3 separate regions of the Homo sapiens genome follow, and all the other regions are linked to region 3. The links are chromatin loops, found by intact Hi-C in ENCODE. Cell type or tissue: ascending aorta. All regions are shown on one strand. Links, peaks and the distances in the headings refer to the core of each region. The heading gives the core; the rest is flanking DNA.

The links. A loop is a pair of places that touch in the nucleus more often than their neighbours do. Peaks named below come from ENCODE experiments on the same cell type or tissue, not always from the same donor. Only the 100,000 strongest peaks of a DNase experiment are listed, where the experiment ranks them.
Region 1: it touches region 3 in a loop (11-fold over the local background); 5 of 110 quality-filtered maps call a loop at or near these places.
Region 2: it touches region 3 in a loop (5-fold over the local background); 3 of 110 quality-filtered maps call a loop at or near these places.

What each region holds. Positions count from the first base shown.
Region 1 is chrX:155,815,447-155,823,438 of GRCh38, reverse strand. No RefSeq gene overlaps it. Among named protein-coding and RNA genes, the nearest start is that of VAMP7, 62 kb to the left of the region's middle. In ascending aorta, for the core only: a CTCF peak has its summit at 3,111 (motif pointing right); a DNase peak (open chromatin) is centred at 3,138.
Region 2 is chrX:155,762,800-155,770,791 of GRCh38, reverse strand. SPRY3 (sprouty RTK signaling antagonist 3) reads right to left here. Exons shown (of 3, transcript NM_001304990.2): 2 at 2,656-2,830. Among named protein-coding and RNA genes, the nearest start is that of VAMP7, 110 kb to the left of the region's middle. In ascending aorta, for the core only: no CTCF peak of the experiment used is centred there; DNase peaks (open chromatin) are centred at 2,250 and 3,221; H3K4me3 peaks cover 1,952 bases; H3K27ac peaks cover 1,542 bases.
Region 3 is chrX:155,213,039-155,221,030 of GRCh38, reverse strand. VBP1 (VHL binding protein 1) reads right to left here and starts at 4,571. Exons shown (of 6, transcript NM_003372.7): 1 at 4,456-4,571; 2 at 724-848. The coding sequence starts at 4,548. RefSeq lists a silencer at 4,188-4,277 and enhancers at 4,448-4,527, 4,525-4,819, 4,130-4,918. In ascending aorta, for the core only: a CTCF peak has its summit at 4,188 (motif pointing right); DNase peaks (open chromatin) are centred at 4,210 and 4,660; H3K4me3 peaks cover 2,090 bases; H3K27ac peaks cover 1,598 bases.

The sequences.
Region 1 (7,992 bases), core at 1,153-6,152, 600 kb before region 3:
TTTGTTTTGTTGATCTTTTGTATTGCTTTTTGGTTTCAATTTCATTTATTTTTGCTCTGATTATTATGATTTCCTTTCTTCTACATATTTTGCATATGATTTGCTCTTGCTTTTATAATTCTTTAAGATGCATTTTAAAATTGGCTATTTGTCGTTTTTCTACTTATTTGATGTAGGACTTATTGCTATAAACTTTCCTTTTAGTACTGCTTTCTCTGTGTCCCATAGATTTTGGTTTGTTATGTTTGCATTTTCATTTGCTTCAATACATTTTAAAATTTCATTACTAACTTCTTCACTGACCCACTGGTAATTTAAGAGCATATTGTTTTATTTCCATGTGTTTGCATGGTTCCTAAAGTTCTTGTTATTGATGTCTAGTTTTATTTTATTGTGGTCAGATACTTGATACTATCTTAGTTTTACTGAGGTTTTTAAGACTTGTTTTGTGGCTTAACATAGGTCTGTCCTTGAGAATGATCCATGTTCTCAGAAGAAAATGTATTCTGCAGCTCTTGGATAAAACGTTGTGTAAAGATTTATGAGATCCTTTTGATTTATTATGCAGATTAAGTTCAATATTTCTTTGCTGATTTTCTATCTGGATGATCTGCCCAATGCTGAAAGCTGTGTGTTAAGGTCTCCAGCTATTATTGTATTGGAGGAGTCTATCTCTCTCTTAAAACTCTAATAAAATTTGCTTTCTGTGTCTGAGTGCTCCAGTGTTGGGTGCATATATATATTTACAGTTATTATATTCTCTTGCTGAAGTGACCTGTTTATCATTATATAATGACCTTTTTAGTCTGTTTTTATAGTTTTTGTCTTGAAATCTATTTTATCTGATAAAAAGTATAGGTATTTGTGCTCCTTTTTTGGTTTTTATTTTCATAGAATATCTTTTTCCAGCCCTTTATTTTCAGTCTGTGTGTATCTATACAGGTAAAATGAGTTTCTTGTAGGTACCATATAGTTGGGTCTTTTAAAAAATTCATTCAAGATTTTAGTTCATTTACATTCAATGTTATTGATAGGCAAAGACTTACTATTGCTATTTTGTTTTTTGTTTTCTGGCTGTTTAGTGTTCCTCTCTCCCTCTCCCCCTCCCTCCATCCCCTCCCTCCCTCCCTCTCTTTTCCTCTTCCTCTTCCCCTTCCCCTCGTTCTCCTTCCCCTTCTCCTTCTCCTTCCCCTTCCCCTTCTCCTTCTCCTTCCCCTTCCCCTTCTCCTTCTCCTTCTTCTGCTTCTCCTCCTCCTTTCTTCCTTCCTTCCTTCTTTGTGTAAAAGAGATTTTCTCTGGTAGTAGGTTTTAATTTCTTGCTTTTTATTTATTGTGTATCTGTAGATTTTTTGGTTTGAGGTACCATGAGTCTTGAAATAACATCTTATAACCAATCATTTTAAACTGATGACAACTAAACTGTGATTACAGAAAAGCACAACAAATAAACAAAGAAGGAAAGTGAACACTAATAAAAACTATACACTTTAACACCATCCCCTCCCAGATTTTTAATTTTTGTTGTTTATAGTTATGACTTTTAATACTATCTCTTAAAACATTGTTGTAGTTATTATTTTTATAGGTTTGTCTTTTAGTCTTCCTACTCAAGATGTGAGTGGTTTACACACCATTACAGTGTTAGATTATTCTATATTTGTCTGCGTACTTACTACTACCGGTGAGTTTTGTATGTTCATATGACTTCTTATTGCTTATTAGGATCCTTTTCTTTAAGATTGAAGAACTCTCTTTAGCATTTTTTTTTGTAGCTCATGTGTGTACTTGATGAATTCCCTTAGTTTTTTTTTGGTCCAAGAAAGTCTTCATTTCTCCTTTATGTTTGAAGGATATTTTTGCTGGATATAATATTCTAGGATAAAAGTTTTTTTCCTTCAGCACTTTGAATATGTCATAGCAGTCTCTTGTAGCCTGCAAGGTTTCCACTGAGACATCTGCTGCCAGACATATTGCTACTTCTTTATGCTATATTTGTTTCTTTTCTATTGTTGCTTTTAGGATTATGTTTTCATCTTTGACCTTTGGGAGCTTAATTACTAAATGCCTAGAGGTTGTCTCATTTAGTTTAACCCTGCCTGGTTTTATGTGACCTTCTTGTACATGAACACTGATATCTTTCTCTAGGTTTGGAATGCTCTTTGTTATTATTTCTTTGAATTAACTTTTTACCCCAGTTTCTCTCTCTACCTCCTCTCTAAGACAAGTATATCTTAAATTTGCCCTTTTGAGGCTATTTTCTACATCTTGTAGCCATGCTTCACTTTTTTTATTGTTTTTTTTTCTTCTCTGTGTTTTCTTATAGCCTCTGTTTGACCTTACTAATTCTTTCTTCTGCTTGATCAATTCTGCTGTGGAGAGACTCTGGTGCATTTTTCAGTGTGTCAATTGAATATTTCTGCTCTAGAACTTTTGCTTGATTTTCAAAAATTATTTCAATCTCTTTGTTAAATTTCTTTGATAGGATTCTGAATTCCTTCTCTGTGTTATCTTGAAATTTGTTGAATTTCCTCAAAACAGTTATTTTGAGCCGGATGCAGTGACTCATGCTTATAATCCCAGTACTATGGGAGGCCAAGATGGGAAGGTTGCCTGAGAACTGGAGTTTGAGGCCAGTCTGGGCAACATAGCAAGACCCTATGTCTACAAAATTTTTAAAAAATGTTAGCCAGGCATGGTGGTGTGTACCTCTAGTCTCAGCTACTCGGGAGGGTGAGGTGGGAGGATCATTTGAGCCCAGGAGTTCGAGACTACAGTGAACTATTATCACACCACTGTACTCCAGCCTAGGCGGCAGAGCAATACACCCCCCCTCCCCTGCCAAAAAAAGCAGCTATTTTGAATCCTTTGCTGAAATGTCACATAGCTCTGTTATTCTGGGATTTGTCACTGGTGCCTTATTTAGTTTGTTTGGTGAGGTCATGTTTTCCTACATGTTCTTGATGCTTGTGAATATTCATCAATTAGGTATTTATTCTAGTCTTCACAGTCTGGGCTTGTATGTACTTGTCCTTCTTGACAAGGCTTTCCAGGAATTCAAAGGGTTGTGATCTAAGTCTTTGGTCATTGCAACCATATCTGCACTAGGGGGCTCCCTAACCCCAGCAATGCTGCAACTTTTGCAGGCTCTTACTGCCTTGGTGCACTTGGACGAGATCCAGGAGAATTCTCCAGGCAGTCTCTAGTTCTCTTCCTTCACTTTCCCCCAACAGAAGGAGTCTCTCTCTCTCTCTCCATGCTGGTATGCCTGGAGTTGGGGAAAGGGTGATGCAAGCAATACTCTGGCCACCACAGCTGAGACCGCACTGGATCACACCTGAAGTCAACATAGTACTGGGTCTCGCCCAAGGACCATGATGATACTGCCTGTCTAACACTGATGTTTATTCAAGGCCCAAGGGCTCATTATTCCACAGGTGGTGAATCCTGCCAGGACTGGGTCTTTCTCTTCAGTGCAGTAGGTTCCCTTCTGGCCCAGGGTGGGTCTAGAAATGCTATCCAGGAACTAGGGCCTGGAATCAGGGGCTTCAGGAATCTGTTTTGTGCTTTATTTAACTGTGGCTTTCCTGGTACCCATGTTGCAAGACAAAGTCCTCTGTGCTCTTCCCTCTCCTTATGGAAGCAGGAGTCACTCCCTGAGTTGCACTGCCTGGAGTTGGGGGAGGGTTGACACAAGCACTCCCTTGGCTGCCACAGCTAATGTCTCACTGGTTCATATGCACTCCCATTCCACTGGCTCTGAGCACAGTGCAGCACCTGAAATTGCTCAAGGGCTGCAGTTCTTGTAGCCTGACTGCCTTTTAAACCTATTGAGAAGCAAAGGGTACTTTAATTGGCCAGCAGTGGAGCTAGCCAAAACTTGGGTTTTTATCACTGGGGCAGAGAATTCCCTTTTGGCTGGGGCTAGTTTAAATGCTCCCTCCATGGGCACTGGAAGGATTCTGCTCTGTGTTGTGTTCTGCTGTAACAGGGCAGCATTGGAACTCAGTGTGGGAACTCAGTGCCACAATCACTTCTTTCTTGCTTCCCCAAGCACACAAATTCTCTCTTCGTGTGCTGCTGGGGGATGGAGAAGGGGTGGTGTAGGCAATGTAAGACTGTATTTTATATCTTTTGCAGTGCCTCTTTTCTTGATATTATTTTAAAACCAGGTACTATAATTGCTCACCTGATTTTTGGTTCTTATGAAGATGCTTTCTTGCATGGATAGTCATTTAATTTGGTTTTCCGGTAGGAGGATGATTGCTGGAGGGTTATATTTGGCTATCTTGTTCTGCCTTCTCAAGCTGTTTAAAATATATTTTTTCAACTCTTCCCATTTAGTCTGTGTCTTCCTGGTGGTGAGAGTTTCTTTTAGGTAGCATCCAGGTGGGTCTTTAAAAAATTCCTTCAGCCAGTCTATATCTTTTAAGTGGGGAATTTAATCCATTTACATCCAAGGTTATTATTGGTAGATGAGGACTTATGTTATTTTATTGATTTTTTTTCTGGTTGTTTTGTATATCCTTTGTTCTTTACTTCTCTTATTGTTTATTTTTGTGGTTGGGTGGTTTTCTGTAGTTATAAAGTTTGATTGTTTTCTCTGTGTGTCATCTCTACTAGTGAGTTTTGCAGTTTTGCATGTTTTCATAATGGTGGTTATGGTCTTTTGATTTCTAGAAGTCAGATTCCCTTGAGCATTTCTTTTAATACTGGTCTAGTGTTGATGTGTTCCTTTAATTTTTGTTTATCAAAGATTTTATTTCTTCTTCATTTCTGAAGGATAGCTTTGCCGTGTATATTATTCTTTCCTGGCGGTTTCTTTTTCCAGTATTTTGAAAATATCATCCTATCCTCTTCTGGCCTGTAAGATTTTTTGCTGAGAAAGCCACTATTAGTCTAATGAGGGTTCCTTTATATGTGACTTGATGTTCTTCTCTTGCTGTTTTTAGAATTATTGTTTTGTCTTTAACTTTCAACAATTTGAACATTATGTGGCTTGCAGAGAATCTGTTTAGGTTTAATCTGTTTGGCAACCTTTGAGTTTCCTGGTTCAGGATGGCCATCTCCCAAGGCTTGTGAAGTTTTCAGCTATTATTTCATGAAACATATTTATACACCTTTTCCCCCCCCTTCTTTTTATGGAATGTCAATAATTTGAATATTTGTTTGCTTAATACTGTCCCATACATTCTGTATGCTTTCTTTATTCTCTTTTTTTTTTGTCTACCTCTGTTATTTGAAAACACCTGTCTTTAAGTTCAGAAGTTCCTCTGAACTCCTTTCTTCTGCTTGGTCTTATCTGTTGTTGAAGCCCTCAATTGTCTTTTTTTTAAATTTTATTCATTGAATTCTTCACCTCTGGGATTTCTGTTTTGTTCATTTTTATGATATCTATCGCTGTGTTGAATTTGTCATTCAAGACATGAATTATTTTCCTGATTTTTTGTATTGTCTACCTGTATTCTCTTATATCTCATTGAGGTTTCTTAAGATTATTATTTTGAATTTTTTTCTGACATTTTATATATTTCCTTATGATTGGGGTCTGTTACTGGAGAATTATTATGTTCCCTTGGAGGTGTCATGTTTCTATGCTTTTTCATGTTTGATGTGTCCCTATGTCAATTTGTACACATCTGGTGGAAAAGTCACCTCTTCCAATTTTATGGAGTAGGTTTTGTAGGGAAAGATATATTCATATAGATGAGTCTTGAGGTCTTGAATAAGATATAATCTTATTCATATAGATCAGGTCAGTGGGGTGTGTTGGGTTGGTTCTGGGTGGATGCAGTAATATAGTCTCCATGTAGTTTCTTTAGCTGTAATCCACACCGGTGATGTTTGCAAGGGTCTCATTGGTCTAGGCTAAGAGAGTTTGTACTGGCAGTACTGGTGTGGCTTTGCTTTTTTAGAAACAGCTCATCAGGCTGTTTCTCAGGTCAGTGGTGAGGTGTGCACATGGCGGGTCAGCCAACTTAGAGTCTGACTCCCTGGGGATGGAGCTACAGGGTTGTTTCTCCAGCTGGGGGCATGAACCCATGGTTGCTTACCAGCCTCAGACTGGGCATAGCCTATGGGACTGTTTCTCAGGCCCAAAAGATGGCCATACAGTTTACTTCATTTTTGGTCATGTTAAGCTTTTAAATACCAATGAAAAATATAGTTGGAGATATCCAGAAGGCATGTGAGGATAATACGTTTGAACTTCAAGGTAAGATCTGGGTAGCAGTCATTAAAAGAAAATTCACATGGTAGTTGAAGTTATATGATTACATAAAATAATCTAAAAACAACATACAGTGTGGGGGGCTTCAGAGTGTGTGTGTGTGCATGTGTGTGTGTACACACAGTCTTGCTTCTTTGTTTTTAATTGGTTTTGAATGTCTTCGGTTAGGACACACACTATAATTCAAACACAGTCTTTACCATTCCCTATTTTCTTATACCTGGAAAACTTACAGTTATTTTACCTGTTTGACCTCTGGAAATAACTTGTGTTTTCAATTTCTGGTGTAGCAAGAAAAGCAGTGGACTTTTTATCACTTAACATTAAAAATGGATTTTAACCTAAAATATTTTTAATATTATTTTAAATCACCAGAAAAATTGATTTTTAAATATCTTGATGTACAGTTTTATGAATTTTAACACATGTATGGAGACATGTTATCACTACTACATCAGGACATATAATAATTTTAACATAAAACTTCCTCATTCTACCATTCTACCACTTTATAGTCATCCCTCCTCCTACCCATAAATGCTGGCAACCTGTTCTATTTCTATATCTTTTTTTTTTTTTTTTTTTTTGAGACAGAGGAGTCTCACTCTTTCGCCCAGGCTGGAGTGCAGTGGCACGATCTCAGCTCACTGCAAGCTCCACCTCCCGGGTTCACGCCATTCTCCTGCCTCAGCCTCCCGAGTAGCTGGGACTACAGGCGCCCGCCACAATGCCTGGCTAATTTTTTTTGTATTTTTATTAGAGATGGGGTTTCACCATGTTAGCCGGGATGGTCTCAATCTTCTGACCTCGTGATCCACCCGCCTCGGCCTCCCAAAGTGTGTTCTATATCTTTATAGTCTTGCTTTTTCAGAACGTTATATAAATGATATAATGCAGTATGCAGTCTTTTGAGACTGGCTTTTTTATGCAACATAATGTCTTTAAGAGTCATCCAAACTGTTGTGTGTATCAATAGTTTGGGCTTTGTATTCTGAGTAGTATTTCATTGTGTGGTTGTGCCACAGTTTATTCATGTATTCACTTATTGAAGGACATTTGGATTCTTTCTAGTTTGGGGCAATTATGAATAGTGCAGGTATAAGCATTGGTGTTCAGACATAAGTTTTCATTTCTCTAGGACAGAAACTCAGGAATGGAATTGCTGAGTCACATGGTAAGTCTATGTTTAACTTTGTAGGAAACTACCAAACCATTTTGCAGAGTGGATGCACCATTTTTTATTCCCCTAGTAATGTATGACAGACCCAGTTGCCCAGCACTTGATATTGTCAATTTTTTTTAAAAAAATTAAAACATCATATTGTACCCCATAAATGTATAATGTATACTATTATTATTGTTTGTTAATTAAAAATTTTAAGATGTTTCTTTCTTGCTATAAGAGAAAAAGATGCTTTTTTAATAGAAGGAAATATCCCAGAAACAGATAAAATGTAAAGTAAAATCATTCATTCTCTTCCCAACCACGAGGAAATTGCTAATGGTTTCAAGTCTATCCTTCCAGAGTATTAACTCATTCATGAGCATATATAGATGTATACGACTCTCCTTTTGTTACTTTAAAAATTCAAGTGGTATAAGAGAATACGGTTCTGCATATAAATGTGCATTGTACATTTTTATTTCTATGGTCTATTTTGAGTTAATTTTTGTATAAGGTATGAGGTTAAGCTTGAGGGCTTTTTGTTTTGTTTTCTCATTTGCATATCGATGTACCATTGTTGCAACATCATTTGTTGTTCCTC
Region 2 (7,992 bases), core at 1,153-6,152, 550 kb before region 3:
AGCACATAGGCTAGATGAAAAAGTACCACTACGTGAATGTTTATGATTCAGAAATCCACCCACTAAAGAGCCATTCATTGTGAGCAGCAACAGTTAAGAAACTGTGCAGTTGGCCAATTCCATAGTCTATCAAATGAGAGAGAGAGAGAGAGAGAGAGAGAGAATGTACACATCACATATTATTAAATAAGAGCAAAGGTGATTACAGGTCTTGGCTGCACATTGATGGGATCTAGTGATTTTTGTCACGTAGTGCCTCTGCAGTAATGAATGATGCATTGTAAACCCACTCCCATCACAGTCTCTCTGGCCAGGTGCTCATAGCTTTCTAAACAGTTTTTCTGTAGCCCTGAATTTGCCATGTTCAACCTGAAAAAAATTTCTTTTCTTATGCCAATTTAGGGACTAGAAAGCTAAGCCCATTCAAGAAATGCTAATGTTTGTTAATGAAAGAAAATGTATTTTCTCCCTGGAACCTAAAATCTGCCATGTTGAGAATAAAGTTGAAAACTTTCCTATCTAAAGCCCTTCTATGCTAACACCGCAAGACAGTTCTGATTTCTATGGTAAATCCTTTCCGATACAGTATGACTCAACGTTGATTTCAAAGAAGAGTGGAGTGAGGAAGAGGAGATCCTGGCTCTTGTTTTCTCCCAGTCTCACGGGTTCAATGCTGTTTTGTACCCTACTGTGTAACGGCTCTTAGGTGTGTTGCTTTTTTCTATGCTCTGCTGTTATATACACTCCTACTCAGAATAACTGAAAGCAAACATAGGGGGAATTTCTGCTTTGGCTTTATATGTTTTCTTAGTTCTACTGTTCCAAAGTCTGCTCTCTAAAAATCCCTCTCTGTGCAAAAAGCATTTGCATCTCTATCAAAGCACTCCCCCCTTACAAATACCAAGTTGTATATAGTTTACATTACTAACCTCTCTGCCACTGACTGGGCCTCCCTCCTACCGCATACATCTTGTTGGAGCTGCCAGGTTCTCACCACATTTAACTCTTAACTTGTCACTTTGCTACCCTAGTCCTATTCATTACTTTAATGGTTTCATTAAGACTCATAGCAGTTTATTTCAAACCAGGGAGTCTTGCAGTTTTAAGACCTTGAATGTTAAAAGATATAGGTCTTTTAGTGATGAATGATACAGGGAAAATTTGTAATACCAAATGAATTCACATCTAATCCTGAGGAAAATTGTAAGAAGAAGCTGGTTGTTCATCTAAGAAGTAGGATTTTTTTTTTAAAAACTCAAATCCTTTTATATGACACAAGAAATTTAAGGTCTAGTCCTAATGGTAGCTCTACTTTGCTGCGTGGCTGTAGGCAAATGACCTCCGTTCTGGTCCTCAGTTTCTTCATCTGCAAAATAAAAGGAGGGTTTTTAAAGGCCTTTCTTGTCCAGATGCTCTAAATTTTATGTTGGGTTTGTTGGTTGCATTTCTCTGTTTCAAAAGTCTTTAAGGAAGAATTAGTGTCCTTTCCTTTAGGTTCTTTACTTCCTCACTACTCAACTCCTCAACTCTTAATAAATATCTTCAAATCTAAGTCACTCAGATCACTATCTAGACTGTTTCACAGCTAGAGAGACCTAAAAACAGAACACAAAGAGACAAATATATAGAATGTTATAGTAATGTCTTTGTATATGTTTGTTTAGAGGCAAGGAGAGCAAGACCAATATTTCATTGTGGATAAACGGCTAGCCTGTGCCTTATTTGTATTTATGAATGCAGCCGACTTTTTGGGAACATGATTTAACACCTGGTATATCCAAATTCATGTGATAACACATCATGATACAGTGAGGTTTTAATATTACCAGAAAAGCAACAATAGTTTCCATTTCAAAATAGATTTTCTGCTTAAGAGTTCAAGGTCTGTTTTCTGTTCATCCAACTTGGTTTGCAGCATGCAGAGGTGAAGAATGATAATTATAATTAGCTTCATGGAAGTGAGTGTGCAGTAAACCATTGCCCTAGGTCTTATCAAATGCCTATTGGCTAACTAGACGTGCTCACAGGTTCTCACTTTTGACAGAATCTCCATATGCCACACAGAGACATGTGCACACGTACCCAGGCACGGATACAGAGATTTCTAAATCACTGCTCTGACTCAATGTAAGTGGGGGGTTCTGCCGTGTCAGCTTGCGCCATGTCTACCCAGGGCAAGGTGATGTGATGAAATCTGAACGATGCACAGCCCAGACTTGTGAGCCAATAGCAGAGGCTAGCCCCATGCTGACAGGATGCCCGCTGGGCAGCCAGACTGGCCTTAGCACGGGCTCTCTCTCTGTCCTCAGCTTGGGTGGTTAGGCTGCGTTTTGAGGGGTTTAGGCAAGTACCAAAATGCATTTAAAGGTTAACAGGCTAGAAATTAAATTGACATTCGCCTAGAAAAATATTATTTTGAAGTCCTATTTGGATTTACACATTTCCAATGTGGATAGTTTTCTGCGAGAGCCGATTTATTTAAATATAATTTAAAGGGTTTTCATTTTATTTTATCCATGCGCTTGCGCGCGCGCGCCCAAGCGCGCGGCACACACACGCACACAGAGACAGCACAGGATGGCTGGAATGAATGGCAATCTGTGCATTGCATAGAAAGAATTCTGGGTTTTTAAAGAGCTAATTTCTATGGCTTACCTTGAGGAAATGGTTTATCCATGCTGAGAAAAGCAGAAGAACTAATGCCCCATCTGGCTCAAAGGATCTCTTCTCCTCAGTCTTTAGGTTTCTCCACCTCTCTTCGGAAAGTCTGAATGAAAACTCCTTCACTGGCAGGCAGTGGAGCCAGAAACAGAGATAGTTCTGTCTTGTTCTTTGACACAGCAGAGAAAACACAAAACAAAACAAAACAAAACAAAACAAAACAAAAAAACGGGGGAGGGGGCGAGTCAAACCTGTAGTGGCATATACTTTGTATAGATTTTACAGGCAGATCTAAATCTTGATGGACGTATTTCCCAAAGAAAGCTCAGCAGGGTAAGTTGTTCACCTCCTCCTCTTTCTCCTCCTCCTCCTCTCTCTCCTCCTCCTCCTCTCTCTCCTCCTCCTCCTCTTTCTCCTCCTCCTCTTCTTTCTCCTCCTCCTCCGCCTCTTTCTCCTCCCCCTTCTCCTCCTCCTCCTGTTTCTCTTCCCCCTCCCCCTCCAGTATTTTCCTTCCCCTCCTCTTGCCCTCCCCTTTCCCTCCTCCCCTTCTTCCTCCTTTACCTCCTCCCCCTCCTCTTTCGCCTCCGCCTCCGCCTCCACCTTGGTCTCCCTCTCCTCCAATCTGACAGATGAACCGAAGCAGCAGAAACTGCAGTTGTAGACACAGGGTATCTCAACGGAGCAATAGATACCGCCAGTGTGTGATTATTTATATGGCTCAGGGTGTGTTGGTATATAATCTGCAGTGGGGGCAGGGAGTGAGTTGGCAGTGTGTTCAGCTTAGCTAGCTGGCCGTTTTGTGAATGTAGATGATTTCTGGAGGTCTTGTGAATGGGTTATAGGGGAGGATGGGAAAGAAGGGATTTATTGCTCCTCGTTATAATTTCTTTCTCTCCCCCCTCCCCCCGCGTGTCGTTGGCTTTCCCGGAGCTGTAGCTCTTAATGCTTGGCGAAGTGGCGTCATCCAGATGAAATTGAATCGACCCATTAAAACTCCCCATAGGAATCTCTGTATCCGGTCCCTGGGTAATGACTGAAACAAAATTTAAAGGAACGTGGGGGTGGGGTGGAGAGTAACAATTTTAAGGAGGTCTCATTTAAATATCTTTGCCAATCACATTTCTACCAATCTACTCAGCCTGTGCCGAGTGATTGCAGCTTCAATAAGATGAAGAGAAAGAGCTTCTCCTTTGTTTAAGGGTTCCTCCCACCTCTTCCTCATGTGTTCCCACTTTTTCAGCCCATCCATTGCCACTGGGAAACCATTACCCAACCTACTTTCCCTTTAGCATGGCATGCATTCAACAACAAATATTTATTGAGTACCTTCCTTTGTGCTAGGTGTTGTGGATTCCTGCCTTCATGCAGCCTCCCTGGGACTGAAAATAAAGCAGCCTTGGACATTTTCTCTTAAAGCCAAGGACAAAGCTTTCTGTAAATTACCCTCAGTCCACTATTTAATTCAATAGGAAAGGATCTTTCTTCTGGGCATCCAGACAGAAGAACTTGGATGACAGCAGCTTTATATTTAAAATAAAGGAGATCTGATTTCAAGTCCTATTTCAATGGACAAGTGGCAGGAGCTTGGCCATCAGCATTCTTAGGATGCTTTGGTTACCTCATCTATAAAATTGAGATGGTAAATGGTGACAGTTCAGAGTAAAACAAACTGTGTGAGTCAGGAAACTGAGACTCTTAATCTTATTCTGACTCCTTGTGTGACCTTAGCAATTTTCTTCCCCTCTAGAGTGTCAATTTTTACATTAACATGAGGGGATCTGATTAGGTAATTGCTAACGTCCTTTCTACCTCTGACACTCTGTCATTTACCCTCTCTCAGATGTGTTAAGAAGACAAAAGAAATAATGAGATTTAAAAAAGTACGGCTGTGTGGGTCTGCATGCTCCTGTGTGTATGTATGTGTTTAAGGTGCTCCAAACAGTTGTGATGACATGTATGTAGGTATATGTGTGTGTGCATGCGTGCATGCCTGTGTATGTGCGTGTGTGTAATTTCTAAACAAATCCAGCTCTCTTTTCCCATTTGGAATTTCTAGTCAGGAAATCTCCTGTAAATTCTCTTTTGTGATTCACTGTAGGTTCATCTACACTTATTCAACAAATATTTATTGCACATTAACTATGTGTCAAGCACTGTACTAACTAGATTCAGGTCAAATAGATCAGGGTTCAAATTTTTGCTCCTCAACCTGGGAGCTACCTCCCTTGAGGCAATTCAATTAACCTCTCTGGCATATAGCAAGCACCCCATGAATAGTAGCTATGAATGTTAAGAAATTGTTCTTGCTCTAATGTAACCCATAGGAGAGGCAAGAGATGATTTCAATTTGAAGCCCTTTTATGTTTTAAAGTCTAGCTTTAAAGTTGAATAGCTGGGTTGCCTAATTCCTTTCCCTCCTTTACTCTGTGGGCCTATATTAAGGCAACAATGAAAACAATTGGGATTATTCAGCCTTCTTACCTCTTAGGATGATACCCATGACAAAAAAAGTTAAATTGATGATCATTCATTCATTCAACCATGCCTGCTATGGGCCACTCACTAAAGGCTAGTAATTCAACAGCTAGATTTCCTGCGCTCCTGGAATTGACATTCAAGTGGGCAGGGTGACATGTTTACTCTTTGCCAGGTGCTGTTCTATGAATTTTACATGTTTTAACCTATTTAATTCTCACAACAAACCTATGAGGCATATTAATGAATTATACTGATTTTTAAAATGAGAAACCAAGGTCCAAAGACCTTAAGTAACTTGTCCAAGGTTACACAGTTGGCAGTTTGCAGATCTAGGATTTTAACTCAGGCTGACTCAGGCTGTCTCACTCCAGAGCTTGTACTTTTAACCACTATACCACAGTATCCAACCATCTGCAAATCCCTTCAGGGATTTTTGTTCTAACTTTTAAAAATTATTTGGTAAATGCTATGGTCTGAATATTTGTGTCTCTCCAAAATTCCTGTGTTGAAACCTATCTACCAATATGATAATATTAGGAGGTGGGGCCTTTGGGAGGTGACTAAATAATGTATGTGGAGCCCTCATGAATGGGATTAGTTCTCTTATAAAAGAGGCCCCGAAGACCTGCCTTGGCACTTCCATCATGTGAGGACACAGTGAGAAGGTGCTGTCTATGAGGAAGTCGGACTCCCCCAGACACTGGTAACACCTTAATCTTGGACTTCCCAGCCTTTACAACTGTAAGAAATACATTTCTGTTGTTTATAAGTTATCTAGTCAAAGGTATTTTGTTACAGTAGCCCAATAAGACTAAGATAATATTCCTGAATATCCTATAGGCCTAGCAGTCACTTATTGCAGGAAAAGCCTTGCCTAATCACCTCTCTCTTCAAAAGACCAGTTTAGAACAGATTTGTCCTCTTCTTTGTGCTCCAGAGGCCCCCTTTGTGCTTACCATCATTGCAGAACTTATCACACTTTATTATAATTGTCTGTCTCCCAATTTAGACAGTGATCTCTTTGAGGGCAGATATAATATTTATTATATTTGTCTTCACTGCCACATCCCCAAGGCCTAGCATACTGATCACTAAATTAATACTTATTGAATGAATGGATAACCAATTTTTGGAAATCTACATGAATATCTTTATTTGTTCTTTAAGCTGTTTTGTTTCTAAAAGACAACTCGAAGTTCCGTGATTTTTGATAGGCTATCACTATAGTACAATTATATACAGAAATTTGATGTTGAGACATTACAAAACTCACTATGTATTGCCAGACAACTTCTTTTACAAACTTGTTAGATTGTTGTAGCAGTGCACTTCAGAAAATTTGTTTTCTTAGCTCCTTAGTTAATGGTGTACTCTTCAGAAAACATATTTTGACAGATTCATTGAGTTGTCCAAGATCATACAGCTAGTAAGTGGCAGCATTGGGCCTAGTAGTGAACACAGGTCTCCTGTTTCCCAATCCAATGCCTTCTTTCTCTTTTTAAGGCACCTTGCTGACATTAATTCAATTCCAGTTGAATTTGGATATATTGTCTCAGCACAGATCAACACATCTATTTCTGAAAGCCATTGATTTTCAATAAATAAATAAGTAACCTTGAAGGACACCAGAAAAGTCACCCTGCCTTGGAAATATCTTCTTTACTAAGTCTGTTTTAGAAACCTCTGAGTTATGATTTTGTAATGAATAAAATACACCTTTCCATGCTTTGTAGTAACCGGTTGTTCAGATCATTTCTGATATGACAGTTAACTCAAAAACATATTGAAAGAAGGGAGAGTATATCTAACAGAGCATACTGAAAAAGAGACTAGGGCATGGGTGAAAGTGATGAAGGAGTTACAAATGTTGAAATAAATTAGATAGGTAAGGATTCAAAGAGGAATTGAGATCTGGGCAGAAAATGAATAACCATATATAATTCACATGAAGGAATTCACATGGAAATCTGGATTGGTAGCAATGTGCATGGAGTCTGCAAAGAGTGAAACATTCAAACTGTCTTATGTAAGAGGTATATTGAAGAGAGGATTGGAATATATAGTGCTGGAGAATAACTCGAATGACAGGCAATTTAGACTTAATGCTCTGGGAATTAGAAATAAATTTTAGAACAAAGGAATAAAATATGAAAATAAGCCACATTTAAGAAAGATACACTGGGCATGATATATAGGAGTGGGGAGATACTAGAGTCAGGTCAGCCAAATTGGGGTATTTTGGAGTAATCTAAACAGAAGATGATAAGGGCCTGGTTAGGGAATTGACAGTGAGAATGGGAAGTAAGGATGAGATGTTTTCAGTTGAATATGATACCATTGCATACTGAGAAGTTGGAAGGGGGAGGTCAGTTTAAAGGAATAAATATATGATATTAGAGTTGTAAAGAACTTTGGCTGGGGTATGATTAATCCTGTCACCCAGGTAGTAAGCAGGCTACCCAATTGCCATCTTTATGTCCCTGAGTACCCAATGTTAAGCTCCCACTTATAAGTGAGAACATGAGGGGTTTTTTTTTGTTGTTCCTGTATTATTTCACTTAGGAAAATGGCCTCCAGCTGCATCCATGTTGCAGCGAAGAACATGATTTTGTTCTTTTTTGTGGCTGCATAGTATTCCATGGTGTACCATATTTTCTTTATCCAATCCACTGCTGATGGGCACCCAGGTTGATTGATTCCATGTCTTTGCCATTGTGAATAGTGCTGCAAAGAACATATGAGTGCATGTGTCTTTCTGGTAGAATGATTTATTTTCCTTTGGATATATACCCAATATTAGGATTGCTGGGTTGAATGGTGGTTCTGTTTTAAGTTTTTTTTGAGAAACCTCCA
Region 3 (7,992 bases), core at 1,614-6,613:
TTGTAGAGACGGGGGTCTCCCTATGTTGCCCAGGCTAGTCTTGAACTCCTGGACTGAAGTGATCCTCCCACCTCAGCCTCCCAAAGTGCTGGAATTACAGGTTTGAGCCACCATGCCCAGTCCTGTGTCCTTGTTGAAAGCAGATACTGGATGTTATTTCACCCAAAACAGTATGTGGCATCTAGCTGGCATTCCATAAATATTTATCTTACAGAAGAATGCTGGCACATGCACAAAACAGAGATCTATAAATATTTATTACAGTGAATTGACTTTATAAGCTATATAAAATAATGTAGGGAAATAAAGAGTTGAGAGTAAGGATAGCTTTTTTCCTATGCCTATTAGTTATGAAATCTTGGGATTTCATAACTAATTAAGTCTTATGCCCAGACTCTGTGGGTCTCTAATCTCACTGGCAAAATTAGAAGGATGAACTAGACATATAAGACGTTATGATTTTGAAAGCTTTGGAATACAGTCTTTAACAACCATTCTATTATGTTTTCAAAACCACATTTAGACTGGCAATACCAAGTGTTGGCAAGGATACGGAACAACTGGAACTCTTGTACGTTGCTGGTGGGAATTTCATATGGTACAGCCACCTTGGAGGACTGAACACTTGACATCTGAATATTTTATTATATGTAAATTATATCTCAATTTTTTAAAAGTTCAAGTCATATAAGATTTTCAAAACTTAGAAATTTTTACACTTACCTTCTTTTCTTTTGAGCAAGGTTGAGTTCCATAAACTTATACTTCTGGTACTGTTCATCCAGCTTCTTTAATACTGTATCTGCAGTCTCATTCCCAGGCTGTTTCATGAAGGAATCTACATCTTCCTTTAATATCAAAAATAATACTTTACAAATTTTAGAATTCATGCCACTCAGATTTTTTGACTGCTTTGTTTTTAAAACATAGAAGAAAAAAAAGCTTTGTTTTTCTCCAAAGGTTTGTTTTTAACTAAAAGTACAGGTTAAGCACCCTTATCTAAAATGCTTGGGACCAGAATTGTTTTGGATTTTAGATTTTTTTTTTTTTTTTAGATTTTGGAATATTTACATTATACCAGTTGAGCATCCTCAATCCAAAAATCCAAAGTCCAAAATGCTCCAATGAGCATTTCCTTTGAGCACTATATTGGTGTTCAAAAAGTTTTGGATTTTAGAGCATTCTGGATTTCAGATTTTCAGATTTAGGATGCTCAACCTGTAGTTATAAAAAGTTAGAGACAATTTCAGATGGTACATATATATTATATAGCTAATTTATTCTTTCACTTTCCTCTTCATTTTTTATTCAAAAATAGGAAAAGAAGAATGACCTTGCCCACCACTTTATGCATTTCCCATGCATCCCTAGTAGTAAATATGAAACTAACAATCAAATACATTGCCTATTCATGCATCCTATTCACAAAATGATTTTACAGGTTGCATGTCAAGATTATCAATTTTATTACTTATTTTTAATTCAACAAGTTTTACCATAGAAATCATACTAAATATGGTTACTGGGTTCCCAAGGCAATCCACAAATGCTTCCTTCAGTATCAAATAACTGAAACAAAGTAAACCTAAAAGGCAAACAGAATAATCTTTTGTAACAGTAATAACTGATCAAAAGAAAAGCAGTAAAACTGATGTTAAAATATTTTTTATACCACATGCTGATCCTTGAAGAAAGGCTAGTTAATTAGATAAGGATCAGAAACAAGATGAAAATATATGAAACTTAAAAGAGATGCTACAAGAGTCGTCTAGTACTTTACAGAACTCTAGTTCTTTATTATAAGTAACTTCAATTATCTTATAGCTTCTAAGATCTTCACATCATTATTCTTATCCATATTTACTAGCTACCAGAGAATATCTTAGCTGAAACAAGGAAGAAAAAGGAAGAGAAACACAGCAAGGGAGTGAACTAAGAAGCCATCAAACTAGACAGTAAAGGAAATTGAAAAGGTGAGGCTGAGAGATAATGGCTGAGTTCTGTATGTTAAAGAGAGATGCCATCTTCCTAGAAGGGTCACTGCAGGGAAGAGAAAGAAGTGTAAGTTTCTGGCACATGATACATGTTATCAGGTGCTGGAGTTTAGCAAGAATTAACTATAGCGGCATAGGCTGTGGTTAAGAGACAGGAGGTGCCTGGTTTGAATCCCAGCTTCGCCACTCATTAGATGAGTTGACCTTAGGGAAGTTATTTAACCTCTCTTTGCCTCAATTTCCTCATCATCTGTACAAGTACCTTTTCGTCACCAGGGATTAAATGAGTTAGCATATGTGAAACGCTTATAAGAGTACGTGACACCTATGTATAGCATAATGTGCCACAGGGACACAAAGTGCCAGGGATTTTGTTTTGGGGTAGAGGTCAGAGAAAACTACAGGGAGATGATATCTGAACTAGATGTGGAAAGATGAAGAGGTCATGAAATGGACAAGGGTGAAACAACAATTCAAGCAGAGAAAGAAAACAAATTACTGCCTCAGCGGGGTTGGGGAATGGACTGGGTCTGACTTCTAACCACTATGGTATATTGCTTCCTATCATCATGAATATTAATACCTATTCGACACCTACTACACTGCAATACTGCAAGCATGTTCTCTGTTTCCCATAACAACTCTCTAAGTATTGTCATCCCTATTTCAGTTAAAGAAACTCAAGCTCAAAGTGGTAAAATAATATGCTTAAGGTTAAGCAGCAACTGGGAAGCAGAGCCAGGATTCAGACCCTGGTCTATTTAGAGGCCAATAATCTTTCTACAATACCATGTCACTTCAATTATTAATAGTTTGGAAACATAAACAGTTATATAAAATTTGGGTTGCTTATTACATTATGTTGGTAGAAATTTTAAGGTCTAGAAAAAAATAACCACGACATTGTAGGGAAAAAGCATTTCAAGACATTATAAAGCCCTCAGATAAAGTGTCTCCTCCCGAGTTAGATTTCTGACGCCATCTCTAGCTGAGCACCATGAATGTAACATTTAAGGCCCTATGGAAATTCAATTAGACACTTAGTTTGAGCTTATACTATGTGTGAGGCACTATGCTATGACCAGGAGAAGTAGGGCGATTCATGAGAACTACCTCACCTCCTCCCAGTAGCAGAGCATGAGGGGTAAGCTGCCAGTCTGGACCTCCACGGATTGTCCAAGTTCAAACCCTGGATACCTCACTTACATCCTGTGTGGCCTGGGGCAAGTTACTCAAGTGCCCCGTACCTCAGTTTTATCATCTAAAAAACGGGCATAACAGTAGTAGCTACCACCTCGAGTTTTGTAAAATCATTAAGAAAGTGCCTGGCACTCAACAAATTTTATTCCTTGTTATGGTTAGATAATAGATCAATGTAGAGAAATAAATGACACAGCTCATAAAAACACAAAATAATAACCAATTACGAAATTCAATCAGCAAATGCGAATATACAATATCAAGTGTGGTATAAATAAATGAGTCTTTAGAAGGATATAAGACGTAGTTAGTAAAAAAAAGGCAGAGGTAAGGTAAGGTACAAACCAAAAGATTGAGAAACTTCCATGAAGATTTTATAGTAGCTAAGTGGGGACAGACAGATGACCTGGCCTGGAGGGCCAGTCAGATGTTTTCTCTCATTAGTCAAATAGTTTTCAACTACTATTTCTAAATTAAATAAATAAAATAAAATTTTTAAAAAGCCACCCAGCACAGGCAGCGCCCTCCAGAACGGCCTGTGGAGCAACCCGATCCCCTCTAGGACACTAGCGAACCTGGGACCTAGCGCCATCAGGAGGGTTCAGCCTCCTCTCTCAACAATTCATTCTCCACTAAGTTGTTAGAATGATGTAGTTAAAACGAAAGGCCTTCTGATGACAGCCCGTTGCCTACTGGAAAACCTCAATTCCTTAGCAAGACACAGAAGGACTTTACACTCCCAACCTATCATCCTATTTTCCCATCGGTCTCTTCTTCCATTTCCCGAGGCAACATTCCCGAGACCACTGCATTCCTTCAACAGACAAAGTGATATTCCCGGTTTTCACATCTTAGCACTGGCTGTTCTGCCTATTCATTGTACTGTGTCTCCAGCATCCATGCTGAGTCGAGAGCTCCTCACCACCTCCCCTTTTCCAACCAGCAGGGGGACGAAAACCGGCGGCAGCCCGGAGGTCCCTCAGGCCGCCCTGCCCTGCCACCCGCCGCCCCTCGCCCCTCGCCCCTCGTCCCGGCCCCGCACCCCGTTCTCTTCTACGGCCTTCTCGAGCTACGTTTCTTCCGGGCGGGCCCCCAGCAGAGCTCAATCTGTCCAGGTGCGAGGGGTGAGAGCAGACCGAGCGCCCCCTCCCTGAACACTTGGCTCAGCTCCTTCCAACAGTCGAGGCCTGGGTGGGAGCCGGGAAGAAAGGGGCAGTCCAAGGCCTCAAGCCAAGATGCCAGGGAACAGCGTGCCTCTTACCACAAACACGGCCTCAGGAATCCCCAGGTGGAGCCGCCGCCCATTCCCTGTGGCCATTTCTCCTTTGCCACAACTGTCCTTAACGGCCGCCATCTTGGGGATGCGAGCGCGCGACTGCCTCCCGGGCCGCCGGCCGCCGGGATTCCGTGATTGGCTTGTTCGCACTTGCAGGCCCGCCTCTCCATCTCCATGCACATTCATTGGTGCGCAGGGAGCGTCCCCCACAAGTCCCCGTTCTCCTTTGGCCGAAAGTAGCCCAACCTCTAGGTGCTGATTGGCTGCGCTCAGGTAAGTGACAAGCGTGGAAGGGCCGCGAAAGAGAAGCTGGAGCGACAGGAAAAACCCATACGTCCTCCTGGGAAAAGGGGTCTTGTGAGTGAGCGGTGCTAAAGCCCTAGGAATAGGGACCTAGCCTGACCCCACCCCGACCCTAGAACTGGCAGCAGCCTTCGCAATGGCCTCTGGAGCGACCCAATCCCCTCTCTCGGATGCTAGCGAACCTGGGACCTAGCGCCATCACGAGGGTTCAGCCTCTGTGCCTTTCTGGTCTCACCATCCCAGGGAGCTTCCTGCCCCTTGAAGGGAACTTACTTTGTGTCTGTTTCAGAGTGGTCACTGGCCTCATTCTAATAAATACCCTGCCTGTCGCACCAGCCTTTCCTGAAAGCCACCTTTGATCAGAATGTCTTCTCTCCAGCTCAAACGTTTCCAAAACTTCATAGTCTACATACAAAATCCTAAGAACTCCACCTAGGCTTCTAGGCCCATGGACTTACCCAATGTCATCCTACACTACAACCCTTTAAAAGCACATGTGTCATACAGAACCAAGTAATTATTCTTCGGGCTCTTTTCTGTGCTTTATTTCACTGGAGTGTTTCCCAGTGAGGCAGTGCTTCATCCACTTGCACAAATTCTACCATGAGCCTAAGAATTACGCAATGGAAAGTAAGTCTCTCTTCTCAGAGGCAATCACTGTTACCGGTTTATCTCCGCACATAATGTACGATCAAGCATATAGACATAGATATGTCTTTAGATATAATATGAGGAAGAAATTGGTATCGTCATATTGTGAATGAGGAAACTAAAGCTCAGTGAACCTGTACAGCTCCTCCAAAATCCTACAACTACATAGTAGTGAAGCCGGAATTCCAAACTAGTTCTCCAGTGGCTTCTATGCGATTTGGCTTGGGAGGATGAAGACATGTTAGCTAACCATGACTCTGACCTTTTCTGGTCAGCAGTTTTGTAAGATAATGTCTCTGTTCCTGGAGAGAAAAGTATATGGGAATTCTATTCTTCACCACTCTCCCCCACCTCAGTGCCTTCCAAAAAAAAATTTTGTTTTTGAAAAGTAGGTAACGTTTCTACAGAAAAACATTGAGATATCAGATACACATGCAAATTTTGTTCAACTTCACTGATCCCTATCTATATTAATCATTGTTAGAACCAATCAAGGACTTACTTCAAACTTTAGGAAATATTTCTCCAAATTATCACTAATTTTAATTTGGAATAAATCCCTCTAAGAGATATAGTATTTGACACTTCGGGCCAGGTTTTTCTTTTGGAGCCAAAAGCCTTATCAGCTTATCGCTCATGTTTTACTCCCTTACAGGTACAAACAGAAGATTCCCTTATTTATACTGCTGAATATATTTCCTTTCTAGTGTTCTCTTAATTAGAAAGTTGTATACCAATTCTTTCCTTCCTGCCATGGCTGCAGCAGCTTTTCCAAGAGTACACTAACCTTATCAACTCTATAGGTGGTCATTTTCTTATCTCTTAGCAAAAAAAAAAAGGAAAAGAAAAAAAAAAAAACCTTCCTCTTGCCAGATCCAAATCTAGCTATTACCTGACTAAATATGATTGGTCTTTAGCAACCCTTCAGTAGCCCACACCTTTTACAGCTTATCTTTAGATTGCTTTAATAAAAGCATTTTTTAAAACAGACTTTAAAAGGTTGTAGTTTTTCACCATGGACACTTTTGAAACAAAACAAAACAAAATGTAAAGAAAATACGCATACAACAGGAAACAGAACAACTTAAACAATCATTTCACGTAGTGTTGTGCTGATAAATGTTCAACTAATTCTCTTTAGAAAGGGGGTATATATTTATTATAAATTGTATTGATGTAAAAGGTGTATAGCACACAATTTCATAAGTGATAATAAAATATACAATACTCTTTATCGTTAATTCTGTATAACCAATTCTGACAGGATGCTTTTGATTTTTGCCAAATACATATCTCCCTAGACAACCTACAGTTGCAATTGATGAACTAGTGTAGTTCTGACATGAATGTTGCTTGATATTTTCATTTATGTTAAGTAATAAGAAAAAAGTAATTCAACAATTATTTTTATATTGGTACTTGGATCATTCATCAACAATGTGAGTGATTTATTTGCTGAATTGGATAATGGTTTTCAAATACCAGAAAAATATTGCCTCATTTTATGGTGCTGTTCACAATAATGGCTACAGACACAACTCACTTTTAAGCTGAATCTGCATTAGTAACATTTTCTCCATTGCTTTCAAGTCTAGAGTGACAAACATAGATCAAGCCGTAGTTTGTAGCATCTACCAATTTCTGTAGCCTGGATACTCCCACAATGGCTGATTTCAATCCATGTCGAGTTGGGAGGACATGCCCAGTAGCACACAGATACAATCGATGTAAATAACCTCAAGAGCATAGGTAACATTCAAATGTCGAAAAATAATTAGAAGGTGATAAATTTTGAATATTTATTACCTTTGCCTTTAAAAGAATTTAATTGTAAATTTTTATAATTTAATTTTAAATGATGGCTGTGTTTAACAACCATCTTGCAGAATTTCTAGAAATTTAACAATTGGTTCTCACAAGCTGGTACAAGCCAGCTCTGGTGCACCACTGGCTCATATTTTGGGAAGCCAGAGTTTAATGACTTCAGTGAATAGTACCTGTAAATGTCACACTAATGTGCTCTGCAGAGAAGGAAGAAAATGATGTGACATACAATTGGAGTCCCCTGGAAGAAGAGGGTGATATCCTTAGCAACTTCCAGAACCCAGATAACCAAGAGTTGACTTAAATTTGTACAGCCGGGAACCGACAACAACTCTCACTCCATCTTTGCCTGGAAGCTTTGTGCAGGTAACAGGTTCTGTCCCAATCTCCACAAGCCTCTGAAATTACTCTGAAGAGCTGCAAATCCTGAGGCTGGGGGAATGTGTCTCCTTTTTCCTGAGCCTGGTCACTGGGGTCATTTCCTCCCAGGAAGCCCACTGGGAAAGAGCCCAAGGCCTTCAGAGAGATGCCAAGCATTTCAGGATGTTCTGAGACAGCCTCTGCTCGACCTTCTGATTCAGTTTCTAATCCTGACTTCTGAGAGCAGAAAGTGCAGTTTCCCCTAGGGGCTTTGGAACTCCCCTGGAGGGCACTCAACTGTGATAGTGCTCCTGCATGCTAAGCCACCCCAGCCTCTTGGGGCTATTTCCTAGTAAGTCAGAATACATGTGTATTCTATTTCCA